Linked DNA regions of Mus musculus: region 2 is linked to region 1. The links are chromatin loops, found by intact Hi-C in ENCODE. Cell type or tissue: left cerebral cortex. All regions are shown on one strand.

What was found. Peaks named below come from ENCODE experiments on the same cell type or tissue, not always from the same donor. Only the 100,000 strongest peaks of a DNase experiment are listed, where the experiment ranks them.
Region 2: it touches region 1 in a loop (5-fold over the local background); 2 of 42 quality-filtered maps call a loop at or near these places.

Annotation. Positions count from the first base shown.
Region 1 is chr1:158,192,065-158,194,564 of GRCm38, reverse strand. All of the region lies in intron 2 of Gm39686 (a long non-coding RNA gene), which reads right to left. Among named protein-coding and RNA genes, the nearest start is that of Gm39686, 46 kb to the right of the region's middle. In left cerebral cortex, a CTCF peak has its summit at 1,362; a DNase peak (open chromatin) is centred at 1,564; H3K27ac peaks cover 1,237 bases.
Region 2 is chr1:158,123,737-158,126,236 of GRCm38, reverse strand. No RefSeq gene overlaps it. Among named protein-coding and RNA genes, the nearest start is that of Gm39686, 23 kb to the left of the region's middle. In left cerebral cortex, no CTCF peak of the experiment used is centred here; a DNase peak (open chromatin) is centred at 1,120; H3K27ac peaks cover 548 bases.

The DNA of each region.
Region 1 (2,500 bases):
GGGATGCACATGAACCCTAATGCTTCGATGCTAGAAACACAAGCTCATTCCAACTTGTCCGTCTGGGCTGCAGTCCTAGCAAGCGCGATGAAACTTTATGAGGCTTATTACAAGCAAATTACATGGGAAACTGCAAAGCACTGGAAGGAGGGGGGTGGCAGTGGGGTGCTGAGCACACTGCTGGAAATGGGAGCAGGTAAAGATACTGGGCATAGCCTGGACGAGGAGTGCACTGGAGCCCATCACGGAGCAGCTGGCACCTCCTCCCTCCAGGGCCCAATTTTCCAAGCAATGACTTGAGCGTTCACACCTGCACTGGCTGAGGCAGCGGGCCCCGGCTCTGCAGAGTTAATGGGGCAGACAGAACCCAGAGATGCTCTTGGCCATGACAATGACTGCTCTCCTCCTTGGCCCTACCTTCTGTACTGATGGAGCAGATTCCTCTCCAGCTGCATGTGGTCTCCTGACTGCTGGGCTGTGCAGAGGTTCTCCCAAAGATTGGCTCGGGGTCAGAAAAGAATGCCATCACTTTGCCGCCCCTCAGTTGAGAAACTTCATCTCACCTCCTTCTCGAGCTTCCTTTTTTCCTCCCCAGTTTGTGGACATTAACCACTTAAAGCTCAACTCTGTTTCCTGTGAAATGGAAGCTTTGCCAAGTCTCTATGCTTTTTTTGTTTTTGTTTTTGTTTTGTTTTTTGTTTTTTTTGTTTTTTGTTTTGGCTGATGCATTCAGCTGGAAACAAACCTGAGACAGAATAACTGGGAATCTCTATCCCAGAAGTTGAGATTCCTGTGGGTAGTTGTAGTTCCTAAACACACTAGGAAAAAAAAAATTACACAACTTTAAATCTAGAATTGATTATTCTTCTTAAATTCTTTCCTATAGCAATTGCTAATAGGAAGCCTCTATAACTAGACTTCTCTGTTTTCACCATAAACACGTGTACACACACACACACACACACACACACACACAAACATATGCTCACTCAGAACCTTCTGATTAGATGCCCAGAGAGGCCTTTCCCACTGTGGGCAATTTAGGAGAGGAATGCAGGGTGAGTTCAAGCCAGGGAGAGGTTAGGGCAGATGCCTTGGACCAATCCAAATGCAGGAAACCAAAGAAGCAAAGGGAAGATGCTCTGTGAATGCCATTACATAAATTTCCCTCCCAGCACAGCCTGAGGTGCTTTAGATGCAGTTTCCATCCAATGGGAGCTCCTTAAGCTCTGCTACTAATGCTGGAAAAACATTCACTTAACAGGCTTGTCCAAACAATTCCCGTTTTAATTCAGACATGATGAACTGCGGGGGAGAAGCAGAGCCCCAGGGCTGTCCGCCTCAATACCATCACTCCTGACAGGGCACAGAGCCACACACTCGCCTCAACGGCCCATTAAAAAGCCTGGTGGGGAAACGATGCTATGGTCAGGTTACAGAACTGGGCAGCGAGCAATTAAGGCCTTCCCAGTTGTCCTGTCTTCTCTTCTCTTTTCTTCACAATGCCCACACGGCACATGCACACAAACCCGGCTCTATCTCTTGCCTTCTCTTGAATGTTCCCCCACAAGCTCTTTCTATACCGCCTACCCACCTTCTTGCAGACGAGTTTGCAATGGTTTTTGCAGACTCCAACTTGCAAGAGAAACCAGAGTCACACAACTACTTTGTGCTCATCAGGTCACAGCTACACCCGCAACTTTCTTTGTCCATGCATGCTCATTCCAAATGCATTGCTTTGCTGTTTCTTCTCTCTGATCTTGAAGCTGCTCCATTTTTCCTCCCTCATGCAAGAAAGGCATTTGTGTGTGTGTGTCTTTCTTTTCTCAGATTCTATCTTCTACATTGCTCCTCCATCTCTTGGTAGCCAGATCCTCCCCCAACCCTCCCTGCAGGACGATTCTTGAGGCAGACTTATAACTATTTTATTGCTTCGTCTCACTTTTCAATTTCTGTCCTTCCAACTGAACTAGATTCCCCTGAGTTAAAAACCTGGCTTTGGATTATGTAACAAGTTCCTTGGGGGATACACGAAGATTCAGCCTGTCATGTAGCAGTAAGCAAACTGCCAAAAAAGTGTGTGTGTGTGTGTGTATATGTGTATGCCAGCTTACACAAAGTCCTAATTAAAAAGAGATCTAACTGATGGAAAGTAGTGGGAATAAAGGCAATTCAAGTCTGGCTAATGTTAGTTTCTTGTCCAACAGTCATTTTGAAAGTACTAACAGGATTAAAAACAAAAACAAAAAAAAGAACTACTATTGGGTAAAATATGCATCTATGAATTCCTAATATGTGCTTCCTGAGGTATGTGCTATGTCAACTACCGTAATATTCAATGCAGTGATATAAAACGTATTCCATGGGTGTAATTAATTAGCCAGTCTACCTAAACCGTGTGATGGGAAACATTTGCTATTATGAAGTTTAGTAACATTGTATATCGCACTGTGATTAATACCACTCAATTATCTAAATATGGCTGCTCTCTGCTTATAGT
Region 2 (2,500 bases), 68 kb after region 1:
AAAAGAAGGAAATCCTTTTCAAAGAGAACAAAGCTAATAACTAAAGCATATCAATGTTTAGGAGTAATTAGTGTCTTCAAACCCCATTTCTTATTGCATCTCTACTTGCATCAGGGACAGAGAACCACAGCAAAATTGAAGCAAGTGACTCCTTATGGGGTCTCTATGAGAGTCCAAATGTCATTTCGTTTCAAGTCTTCAAGTCTTGCTTCCAAAGCTTACCAGTAATTTGACCTTGAACAAATGCTCTGAGTTTCATTTTTCTTCTATGTGATATGGGGATGATAATATCTCAGCAGGTTGCTTAAGGCTCAAACAAGGTTGAACATAAAAGGTAACTATTGGAGTACCTGGGTCAGAATAAATGACTAAGATCGTGCAGGGTGGGGGGGGGTGTAGGAGATAAGCAGGTTGTTATATTTTGTTCCTTTTAATTGAGAAAGCTTTTCCTAAGAAAGCAGCCCTCAGCTGTCATTCCCTGGTAGTTAAAATCGTTGATTTCTGTCTCTGCTGGTGTCTGAACTTAGCCTAGATACAGCCGTGGAGATGAAGGCAAGCCATCTCCATGTTGTGACAGGAGCATTATAATTTTCTAGTTAAGAAAATAAACTGCAAGACAGGAAGTAGGAAGCTCAAGTAGGAAAAAAATAATGAAAATATCTGTTTTCTGGATGCCTCTTTTATTTGGGGTAGTGTTTAAGTTACTAAGTTTCTAGCCATTAAGTTATTGAGGTGGATATCACTGCCCTTTGTCACAAAACTGCACACCCCACCCCACCCACTTAGAGAATGCTCCCTAATGCTGTTTAAGTAGATGGGTCTTTAATTTCTAATCCATGACCATTTTATTCTAGACCCAGTGTGGATGCAAGAGATCAGAGTTAGTCCCTGCACACTGGAGCAGAGGCCTACAGATGGGACAACGCAATTTGTTGACTTTTAATTTTTTCCTGGACCTCTTCGTAACTTATTTCATTCCTTGCAGTTGGCGCAACATCATTCCCTGACAATGCATTCAGGCCAGTCTACAGGGAAACCAGAAAAGATGAAGTAGGACTCTTAGAAATCATGTTCTTTACATGAAACTAGATCAGGCAGTGGGAGGGGGTGAGCTGAAAATAGCCTGAGGGAGTGAGAGACAAGCCTGTGAAACAGTGAGAGGCAGCCGGAGACAACTGAGATTAGCAAGGAGAGGGCACTGTGCACAGAGAAGGGAAGACATGGTATGATTTTTTTTTTCAGGATTCTGTTAAATCATCCACTCATTCCCCAAGGCAAAAATCATTCCCCAAAAGGCAAAGTGTTTTAAATTATGTCAACTTAGTTAAAGTACCATCCCTTTGGTAGACGACCTGCCCCAGCAGAAACATCCATTATCTGAGGGAAAATAATCAATTATTCTACCAATAAATGGACAGATAGATAACACTTATCTCTAGATTTTAAATTAAAGTGTTATTATATGAAATTGGAAATGTACAGAAAAAATATATAATGACCAAAATCATAAAATCATCCATTCAGTTTCATAGGTATTACTATTATTAGCATGCATATACTTAGATTTTCTGTTAGATGAGTAGCACAAAGGCTCTGTCTGTCTCTGTCTCTCTGTCTCTCTGTCTCTCTCTCTGTCTCTCTCTCTCTCTCTCTCTCACACACACACACACACACACACATTTATGATGTTTCAAGGTAACAAAATTGCAGAAACAAAATTCTCCTAATTCTTCAACAAGACGTATATGTTTCTAGGGCTTGTGAAGTTTGCCCAATTACCTGATGAGAGTTGATTTCAGATCCGTTCACTCTCAATGACTAAGTTTTGCCTTATGCCTTATCCCTCCTACAGTCAAGAATCTAAAATATTTATGAAGGGGCTAAAAAAGATGACTTAGTAGTCTAGAGCTCTTGCTACTCTTACAGAGGATACAGGTTCAGTTCTCAGGAGCTGGCAGCTCCATATACATAAAATTTTAAATTATCAAGCCCATGGATATATTAATACTAGAATTAGTAATTAAGTTTGGAATAAAAGAATCTATGTTTGCTACTAAAACAATTATACATTGTGAATTCATGGCTGTTCAATAAATTCTGATCTCATGGAAAGACACAATGGTGGACTGCTGTTTCTTACATAGTGTCGTCAGGACATAGGTCCCAGTAGATGATGAGTTCTGCTCCAGAATGCTTGATTCACCATTATGAATAATTGCCTTATGTTGGGAGAGGTCTGTTTTATAATTTCTGGAATCCAGGGAGGCAACACTTTGTGAAGATGATTTATCTGTGCCTTCATCCTTAAAGGAGGAAAAGATAGAATAGATATACATTCATTGAGTGACTAATATGTCTATGTACAGAGGTAGGCAGGTGACCCAGGCAAAAGAAACATGGTATCAGGTCTTTATTATGCTTTTGATTACCTAAGGGCCAAAGTGCTTTGTAGCAAAAGCAGCTTCTAAATGCATTGTTCAGTGTCACTTCATCTCTAACT